2 separate regions of the Homo sapiens genome follow, and region 1 is linked to region 2. Evidence: chromatin loops called from intact Hi-C (ENCODE). Cell type or tissue: heart right ventricle. All regions are shown on one strand. Links, peaks and the distances in the headings refer to the core of each region. The heading gives the core; the rest is flanking DNA.

Region 1 (5,384 bases), core at 233-5,232, 59 kb before region 2:
GTAGCTGGGATTACAGGCACCTGCCACTGCACCTGGCTAATTTTTAGTTTTACTAGAGATGGGGTTTCACCATCTTGGCCAGGCTGGTCTTGAACTCCTGACCTCGTGATCCACCCGCCTAGGGCTCCAAAAGTGCTGAGATTACAGGCGTGAGCCACCATACCGGCCAAATAATGATATTTTAGAAATCAAGATCTTTGAGGGACCTGGGTGTTTGGGCTCCAGCCTTTTTTCCCCCTAATCAGCTTTATTGTGATTTTAATGCATATGTCATACAGTTCACCCATTCATTAAAGTATATAGTTTAGTGGTTTCTAGCATATTCACAAAGTTGTGTAACCATCACCAAAATCAATTTTAGAATACATTTTGTCATCTGAAAAAGAAACCTTGTGCCGAGGATAGTGGCTGATACCTGTAATCCTAGCACTTTGGGAGTCTGAGGTGGACGGATCACCTGAGGTCAAGCGTTTGAGACCATCCTGGCCAACATGGCAAAACCCCATCTCTACTAAAAATACAAAAATTAGCCAGGAGTGGTGGCACATGCCTGTGATCCCAGCTACTCGAGAGGCTGAGGCAGGAGAATCGCTTGAACCCAGGAAGTGGAAGTTGCAGTGAGCTGAGATCATGCCACTGCACTTCAGCCTGGGCAACAGAGCAAGGCTCCACCTCAAAAAAATAATAATAATAATTTTAATTGTGTCCCATTTCTTTTTACTTTTGTTCCTTGTGTTTTTGGTGTCACGTGTACAAAACTTAGTGAATGCAAGGTTATGAAGATTTACACCTATGTTTTCTTTTAAGAATTTTATAGTTTCTCTCTTATCTTAGTCCTCCAATTCAATTCATTGTTGACACTGTCTACCTGGAGATAACATCAGATTCTATAGGTTAAGGACTCAGTCCCACAAGAAAGACTGCCTCCATTTTGGATGCCTATGGCAGACCTATACTCCTGATGAATCAGCTATAAATTGGGATTTCCACTACTCCCCCTTAAAAGAATAAGATCAATAAGGCCGAGTGCGGTGGCTCATGTCTGTAATCCCAGCACTTTGGGAGGCCGAGGCAGGCAGATCACGAGGTCAAGAGATCAACGCCATCCTGGCCAACATGGTGAAACCCCATCTCTACTAAAAAATACAAAAATTTAGCTGGGTGTGGTGGCATGCCCCTGTAGTCCCAGCTACTCAGGAGGCTGAGGCAGGAGGATCACTTGAGCCTGGAGGTGGAGGTTGCAGTGAGCCGAGATTGCACCACTGCCCTCCAGCCTGGTGACAGAGCAAGACTCTGTCTCAAAAAAAAAAAAAAAAAAGAAATAAAAAAGAATAAGGTCAATAAATTGACCTATCTTCAAATTCACTATTTTTTCTACCTGCTCAAATCTGTTGCTCAGCACTTAATTTTTTTTTTTAATTTCAGTTTTTGTACTTCTTAAATTTAGTCATCAAAAGGAATGAACAGGCCAGCTGTGGTGGCTCACATCTGTAAATCCCAGCACTTTGGGAGGCCGAGGCGTGGGGATTGCTTGAGCCCAGGAGTTCGAGACCCAGCCTGGGCAATATGATGAAACCTCCAGCCCCACAAAAAAATTAGCTGGGCTTGGAGATGCATGCTTGTAGTCCCATCTACTCAGGTGGCTGAGGTGGGTGAATTACTTGAGCCCAGAATGTCAGGGTTGCAGTGAGCTGTAACCCAGTGTACTCTGTCTAGCCTGGGTGACTGACAGAGCAAGACCCTGTCTCAAAGAATCAACAGTTTTTGTACTTAACAACTTAAGAATCTCTCTCTCTCTCTCTCTCTCTCTCTCTCTCTCTCTTCCCCCTCTCTTCCCCCTCCTACCCCCAACCCCTTTATTTTTTCTTTTTCTTTCTTTTTTTTTTTTTGAGACAGGCTCTTCCTCTGCTGCCCAGCCCTGAGTGCAGTGGTATGATCATAGCCCACTGCAGCCCCACCTCCTGGGCTCAAGTGATCCTCCCACCTCAGCCTCCTATGTAGCTGGGACCACAGACACCACCATACCCGACTGATTTTTAAATTTTTTGTAGAGTAGGGTCTCGCTACCTTGCCTAGGCTTGTCTGAAATTCTGGGCTCAAGGGATCCACCTGCCTGAGCCTTCCAAAGTGTTGGGATTACAGGCATGAGCCACCACTTTTTGTGGATTTTTAAAAATAATTTATCTCATTATTGATATTCAGTATTTATGGGTGAAACACCATTCTCATGCTTTCCTTTAAGTTCTTTAGCCATGATTTTCTTTAGTCCTTTGAAATGTTTAAAGGTTTAAAGATAAGCTGATTTAGTCTTTGCCTAGTAACTTGAATACTTAGGTTTCCAGTTTCTATTGATTCTTTTTTTTTTCTCCTGTTGTATGGACCATACTTTGTTCATAGCTTGTAATATTTTGCTGAAAACTAGAAATTTAAATAATATACAGTGGCACCTGCAGGAATCCAATTCTCCTCTTCCCCAGGGTTTTTGTTGTTGCCATTGCTGCTGCTGTTGTAATTACTGTTGACTTCTTTTACCTAATTATATAATGTCGATATTATTGTTATGTGTGGCCAGTGAATTCTCCACTCAGCTTAGTGGTCAGGTAATGATTGAACAGAGATTTCCTTGGTTTTCTAGAACCAGTTAGTTAGCTGGAATTTGTAGAGAGGCTCTGCGTATGTGTCATTGCATGTCTTCAACTTAATTCAGACAGGCATTTGCAAACTCTTTACTTTCTTGTTGTATACATTCTCAAGTTAAGCCAGAGGTATAAAGTTAGGGCCTTCTTAGGGCTTTCCTGAGCATGCACATAGTGCTGGGCATGTGCATAGCTCTACACATTGTCATGGTATTATAGACTCACAATAATTTGTCAGAGCTTTTCAGAACCATAATGGACAACTCTTAGCCCAGCCCAGCTTTTCCTTAACGTTTTTGGTTAGTCTGTTTTGTATTTTCCACTGCCTCAGGTACCTTTAAGATTAAATAGTTGCCTGCCATTGTTTTCAACAAAGCTGCCAGGGAAAATGTTTTCATATTGGCCAAGCTCCAAATCCAATCATATGTAGACAGCCTTGCAAGTGGAGTTTTCTAGGGAACCATTAGAAAAGTAAACTTAATGACAATTCTCTGGGAGTAAGGCTTTGGCGAAATGCCAGCCCATTCTATCCTCTCCAGGGCCTGTCAGCTTCCTTGGTTTTTACTTTGAATGTGTTTTAAGGCTGCTGCACAGCTAGAGTATAGGAGATTGGATTAGGGTAAGTTAAAATCACGTAGCTTGATGTTCTTACTGAATGTCAGCCATTTTCTTTAAATATCTACTCCTTGAATTGTTGCAAGCCTCTGGTTATTTTCTGGAATTCTGAAAATGATGCTTATAATTTTTGGCAATTTTCCCATTGCTTTTGTGGAAGAGAGAACTTTTCAGGTTTTCTGGATTTCTTCATATATAAAATACGGGGATACTGCAAAGGACGTTCACTGCAGCAGGATTTGTAACAGCAAAGGTGTGAGAAACAACCCAAATGCCCAAAATAAGGAAATAGTTTTATAAAATGGTTCATGTAGGTATACATTTGATGGAGTATAATGCAGATACTGTCAGTCATCCATGTAAAGAGAATATTTTATGGTGTAAAAAAAATGTTTACAATGTGATACAGGTGAAAAAAGCAGAATACAAAATACAGTATGTTGAAGTTTTTAAAAATACGTTTTGTAAGGGAAATCAGCAATGTCAGCATTTATTATTTCTGGGTGATAGAATGACAGTTAAATTATGTGAGTAAAAAGAAAAATACCGTTGTTCCATATTGTGTACTCTAAAATTAGATTATTTTGTTATAAAAATAAAATGTACAGAGTACTGTTTTTCACTTGTGAGGCAAGTTAAAATTATATTTATGTATGTTTGTGTATGTGAGTGAGTGTGAGTTTTGGTGACTTAAAATAGCCTTTTATAGGGGCAGGGCACGGTGGCTCACGCCTGTAATCCCAGCACTTTGGGAGGCCGAGGCAGGTGGATCACAAGGTCAAGAGATTGAGACCATCCTGGCCAACATGGTGAAACCCCGTCTCTACTAAAAATACAAAAATTAGCCGGACGTGGTGGCGTGCACCTGTAGTCCCAGCTACTCGGGAGGCTGAGGCAGGAGAATCGCTTGGACCTGGGAGGTGGAGGTTGCAGTGAGCTGAGGTCACGTCACTGCACTCCAGCCTGCTGACAGAGTGAGACTCCGTCTTAAAAAAAAAAAAAAAAAAAAGGCTTTTATAAATATTTGAAGGGGTGCTGTAAGAACTTACTAATGACCCTGGCACTGGGGATAACAAAGTATGTCTGAGCTACTTTAATCTCAAGAGTTTACTCTATGAAAGGAGCTTTGTTTCTGTGGCGTGTAGTAGGGTGAATTATTAGGCAGATGAATAAGTTATAGTCTCATTTATTAGCATTTCATTTTTTTTCTTTTCAGGCGCATATTAAATTTCCTATTGACTACCCCTATTCACCACCTACCTTCAGATTCTTGACCAAAATGTGGCACCCCAACATTTATGAGGTAAGGAGACATCCATCATAAATTTCTCTGAAGATTTTTTTTTTTAAATCAGTACTTTAAAATAGCCTATCTCAGCACACTTTGATACTTAGGCTTTTGTAGCCATAGAGAAATATTAATGATTTTGCACTTCAGTTAACAGTTTCTGGATTAATTATTTAACATTAGTGTAGTTTTATAATATCCTGTGTATATTCTACAGGATAAAGGATAAAGTAAAGGATTTGGGCTTTAGACTTTTGCTGTTCATTGCTAGGGTTATAATACACATGTCTTTAACATGTGCATTTAAAAATTTAGTAGATAATGTAATATAAATTTATTTGTGTGCCTATCCTCTAACTTCACAGCAAGGGTCACCTGTTCCTATGGGTGAGAGATTCAGCTTTTGGTAGGGGGAGCGGGATTTATCCCATTACATTTGGACTGGCCTCCTTTTAGGAATTGCTGCTGAACATTTGGGAGGCTCTTTTGGAATAAATTCAAGGTGAGGTTCTTGTACTAGACAAGTGCACATGCCTGGGGGAAGCATTTCTAGCTTTGTTGATGAAACGTACTTAGCTTTGGGCTAATCCATAAGGATACTAGAATAATGCATTCTGTTTCTCAGGTTGATATATGAGGGCCCGCTAGTTTTTTTCCTTTGAGGCTACTCTTCACTATTCTATAAGTGTGCTTTTTTGTTTGTTTGTTTGTTTGTTTGTTTGTTTGTTTGTTTGTTTTTGAGACAGTCTCGCTCTGTAGCCCAGGCTGGAGTGCAGTGGCGCAATCTCGCTCACTGCTACCTCTGCTTTCCGGCTCCCAGTTCAAGCAGTTCTCCTGCTTCAGCC
Region 2 (5,384 bases), core at 53-5,052:
CATCTTTAAGAATACTTAGGCTGCGTGCGGTGGCTCACGCCTGTAATCCCAGCACTTTGAGAGGCAGAGGTGGGCGGATCCGGAGGTCAGGAGATCGAGACCATCCTTGCCAACATGGTGAAACCCCGTCTCTACTAAAAATACAAAAATTAGCAGGGCGTGGCAGTGGGCACCTGTAATCCCAGCCACTCTGGAGGCTGAGAAAGGAGAATCACTTGAACTCGGGAGGCAGAGGTTGCAGTGAACCAAGATCGCGCCACTGCACTCCAGCCTGGCGACAGAGCAAGACTCTGTCTAGAAAAAAAGAAAAAAAATAAGAAGATTCTTTAAGGAATCCAGGTGTTTGAGACCATCTTTAAAAAGGAAACTTAAACAAATATCAGGTTTTGCCTCTGGAATGTGAAAAAACTAAAACAACAACAACAACAAAGTCAGCCAGGCCGGTGGCTCATGCCTGTAATCCCAGCACTTTGGGAGGCTGATGCAGGCAGATTCATTGAGCTCCAGAGTTTGAGGCCAGTCTGGGCAACATGACGAAACCCTGTCTCTACAAAACATATTTAAAAATTAGCTGGGCATGGTGGTGCACGCCTGTAATCCCAGATACTCAGGAGTCTGAGGCAGGAGGATCATTTGAGCCTGGGAGGCAGAGGTTGCAGCGAGCCAAGCATGCTGCTGCACTCCAGCCTGGACAACAGAGCAAGACCCTATCTCAAAAAAAAAAAAAAGAAAAGAAAAGAAAACTAAAATCTGAGATTTTGTATTTATAAAATATTCCACTGAAGGAAAATGACTGCTGCAAACATGTGGAGAAATTAGATCCCTCATAGACTACTGGTAGGAATGTCAAATGCTACAGCCACAGTGGAAACAGTATGGGAGTTTCCTGAATGGTTAAGTTACCATATGACTCAGCAACTCTACTCCTGGGATATACATCCCAAAGAACTGAAAGCATGCAAAACTTGAAACCAAATGTCCATAGCAGCATCATTCACTATAGTCAAAAAGAGCAAACAACCCAAATGTCCACCAACTAATGAATGAATAAAATGTGGTATTATCAACACAATGAAATATTTGGCAATAAAAATGATACATTAAACATGGGTGTACCTCGAAAACTTACACTAAGTGAAAGATCAGACATAAAAGGCCACATATTCCAAGATTCCAGTTATATGAAATGTCCAGGTAGGCAAATCCAGAGACAGATTATTGGTTGCTAAGGGGCAGGGCAATGAAGAAACTGAGACTGTCTGCTACAGGTATGGGGTTTCTTATGGAGATGATGGAAGGTCTGGATAAACACTGAGGATAGCTATTACCACAGGATGTATTCTTTTCCACCAGTTGATCTCTCTTAGGGTCTATTTTGCTTCATAACAAAGGACTAAATTCAGTACCTTAAAGACTTCGAATACAAGCTGATGGGAATCTGATTACTATTTTCACTGCTTGGAGCTGATCCAAATTCAGAGAGAGAAGGTTCTGACCCAAATTCCAGAGCCCCAAACTGCACATTTAATCCTGTGACATCTGCTGAACCAGGCATTTCCACTGCAGAAGCTGGGATCTGAAAAAGCAAAGCTGTCGTGTCAGGAACAGAGGTCACAGATTCCAGGTCACAAAGGCCTATAACAGAGCCAAACAAGCATTTAGGTTCCCAGGCAATACTGGCAAGAAGAAGGAGTGAGAAACAAGGAGAAAATAGGCTAAGACTTTTCTAAAAAGAGAAAGAAAAAAAACAAGCTAAGAAAAATTAAAAGTTGGCTGGGCATGGTGGCTCATGCCTGTAATCCCAGGACTTTGGGAGGCCAAGACAGGAGGATCATTTGCACCCAGGAGTTCAAGACCAGCCTGGACAACACGGCGAGACCCTGTCTCATTTAAAAAAAAAAAGGAGAAATTAAAAGTTAAACAGGAATGGTTGGCATTAATATCACCACCTGCATCTAAGAGCAATGCGGGGGAGTTGTGATGGTGGGTGGGAAGTGAACACTGAGCTGACTACTCTATTTTTGGGGACTCACCAATGATGAAAGTATCACCTGGTCAAGGAACCATGCATCCTCCAACTATGGGATACAGCAAAACCCTCAAGAACAACAGTTCTCTGAGCCAGATCTTCAAATCTGTACTTGAAATAAGGATCTGTGGCTCTCAGCACAAACCCATTCCCTCTAATACTAGTCTGGTCACTCAGAAATGGCCATATCCTTATTATGCAATCAATAAGCTATGTGCTTGAAAAACACTGTACCCCAGTTTCCAAAACTTAGTATCCCACTAGAGCTGAATGTAAAAATAATTCCAGCTTTAGGACGGTGACTTCATGATGAAATGCCCACCTTAGAAGCTGGGGGTATCCGCCGCTTAGCAAGTTTGATGTGTTTGGGCTGTGGCTGGTGGACAGACACAGAGATATTTTCAATGGTCGTGCTGGGAAGCTGCAAAAGCTTGTTCACAGTGGAGGGACTGTCTCCAGGTGTTGATTCTCGAAGTTTTGCCTGGGAAGGAAAGGACTCCAAACCAGGAGGAGGAACAGTGACTGCCTGGCTCTGGTGCTGTTGTCGCTGGCTCAACTGGCTAAGAACTGGGGATGGCTCAGGTTGAGATTTGAAGTCTAAAAAAAGTAAGCAGCAATTAATGAGGCATAATGGCTTCACAATGTTCTTCAATAGAACATGAAGTGTTCTATTACCACCAATTTCTCCAAATCATTTCCAGTTGAATTTCTTAGGTTTTACACACACTATGTGTAACACTTCATTTATGATAAACGGGAAAAGTTCCTAAATGGGTACACACCTTGTTTCCTATCCAGAGAGATTTGGTTTATGTTTAAGCATAGGGAGTGATGAACTCGTGAGAACAATATTATGGTGCTATACACACCTGACCATTAGCTAACAGAGAATCATACTTTTATTATTTTATGGATTTTCTACATAACTGTTAAAAATTTGAGCCAGGCACAGTCACTCATGCCTATAATGCCAGCACTTTGGGAGGCTGAGGTGGGAGGATTGCTTTAGCCCAGGAGTACAAGGCTGCAGTGAGCTATGATTGCACCACTGCATTCCAGCCTGGATGACAAAACAAGACCATGTCTTCATCCAAAAATTAAAAAAAAAAAAACTTATTAAGTTTTTGGACTAATTGATATATATATATATATGATGTTACAAAATCCAAAAGATGGCTGGGCGCAGTGGCTCACGCCTGTAATCCCAACACTTTGGGAGGCCGAGGCAGGCAGATCACGAAGTCAGGAGATCAAGACCATCCTGGCTAACATGGTGAAACCCCATCTCTACTAAAAATACAAAAAAATTAGCCGGGTGTGGTGGTGGGCACCTGTAGTCCCAGCTACTCGGGAGGCTGAGGCAGGCCCTATGACGTGAACCCGGGAGGCGGAGCTTGCAGTGAGCTGAGATGGCGCCACTGCACTCCAGCCTGGGTGACAGACTGGGTGACAAACAAACAAACAAAAAACAAAATCCAATAGATACAAGAATATGTATGACGAATATTATGTTTCTCTTCCACACCACTCTCCCATACTTGCTCCACAAAGGCAAACACTGTACCCGGTTTTCCTGAATGTCTCTTTCAGAGATACTATATCACAATATATATAGACAGACAGACAGACAGACATATATATACACACACTATATACCTTACTGTCTCACAAATCATTTAATTTCCATTGAGTGTCTCACATTAATGTTCAAAGAGCTACTTCATACTCATTTTGGTGACTACACAGAAATCTAGTACACATAGGTATCATTTTATAAAACCAGTACTATATTAATGGACTTTTAGGTCAAATCTTATGCTATTAAAAGCAATGCACTAATGAATACATTTGTATGTAAGATATTTTGTGCAAGTACAAGTATACCTGTAGGATCAACTGGTAGGATAAAGTTGCCCCTTCACAGGGTAAATATATTTTGAATTTTGATAAATATTATAAAATTACTGTCCACAGATAGAACACATCCTTTTTAACACACTCTAATATCAAACACTTTTGAATCTCCTGGTTTAATTGGTGGAAAATGGTATTAAAAAATACAAACTAAAATGATACAAATGTGCTAAGTATCATTTCATATACTTAAGTGTTCTTTACTTATAGACTGTTCTTATCTCTTTAGCCAGTTTTTTAACCTGTTTGTTGATCTGCTTTATTTTTACTCTTTTTATATTAAGGAAATTAACTCTTTTTGTCTATGATACAAATTTTGAGTATTTTTTTCATTGTTTGTCTGCCTAATTTGGTGTTTTCTGCCATACCCAGAAAGGTCTCCCTCACACAGAACAACAAAAAAATTCTCCTGTGTTTTCTCTATTATAGTTCTAGATTCACTATTTATGTTTAACTATCTGACCCACTGGCATTTTGGCATAGAGATCCAACTTCATTTTTCAAACGGTTTTAATAAAGCGTTTTTTCACTACTGATTTGAAAAGCCAGTTCTACCATATGGGACAGAGGTTGGCCCTCTTTTTCTCTATGGGGCCAGATAGTACAACAACCTAATATTTTAGCCTTTGTGTCTCATCACGTTGCCCAGGCTGGTCTCGAACTCCTGCTCAAGCAATCCTCCTCCTTCTGCCTCCCCAAGTGCTGGGATTACATGAGCCACTGTGCCCAGCTAGCTGAGTGTCAACAGAATTTAATTTAAAAAAAAACAAATGGCAGAGCTGGTTTAGGCGCATTCATTTTTGAACTTGGTATTATAGGCATGCACCAAACACACAGGTTTTATAAAGAATATGGGAATAGCATGGTTCTATCTAAAAAGTCCTATCACTCACTAGTTATGTGTGCAGAAAAAGTTAATATAGGGACCTACAATTCCTCTCAAAAAGGCCTGCTTGATGACTGGACCTTGGCTAATGTCTGAGAATTTGGACTGCTGGTATGTACTTGGCAAAGGGTGCCAACACACTAACCTATTAAGAGTGGCTCACTGTGCTAAGAATGTCTGTATAAACAATGTGGTTTATGCTCAACATCTGCTTTCCTTCTAGGAATCTGTAATTTTGCTATGTGCTATAGCAAAAAATGTAGGCACAGGGTACCTACATTTCTTGCCCCAGCAAAAACTTTGGGCACTGAGTCTCTAATGATTTCCCTTGGTAGACATCGCTTCAAACCCCGGAGTGGTCTCATGTACTTCCAACACAGTAAGTCATTTCACAGAACAGAGGAATATGCTTCCCTGTCTCTCTATATGCCCTAACCATAAACCAGCCCACATGGCCAGCTCCACAATGAATGAAATCCCCTGCTATTCCTTAATACAGTGTGGCATGTGAGTGCTGGTGGGGAATGGTGGCTTAATGTCACAATTTCTGTGGGA

What was found. Peaks named below come from ENCODE experiments on the same cell type or tissue, not always from the same donor. Only the 100,000 strongest peaks of a DNase experiment are listed, where the experiment ranks them.
Region 1: it touches region 2 in a loop (4-fold over the local background); 3 of 110 quality-filtered maps call a loop at or near these places.

What each region holds. Positions count from the first base shown.
Region 1 is chr9:33,882,414-33,887,797 of GRCh38, forward strand. UBE2R2 (ubiquitin conjugating enzyme E2 R2) reads left to right here. Exons shown (of 5, transcript NM_017811.4): 2 at 4,468-4,554. Among named protein-coding and RNA genes, the nearest start is that of SNORD121B, 49 kb to the right of the region's middle. In heart right ventricle, for the core only: no CTCF peak of the experiment used is centred there; a DNase peak (open chromatin) is centred at 3,148; H3K27ac peaks cover 1,321 bases.
Region 2 is chr9:33,942,014-33,947,397 of GRCh38, forward strand. It overlaps UBAP2 (ubiquitin associated protein 2), which reads right to left. Exons shown (of 29, transcript NM_001370062.2): 14 at 2,352-2,626; 15 at 1,407-1,576. Among named protein-coding and RNA genes, the nearest start is that of SNORD121A, 8.1 kb to the right of the region's middle. In heart right ventricle, for the core only: no CTCF peak of the experiment used is centred there; no DNase peak of the experiment used is centred there; H3K27ac peaks cover 1,663 bases.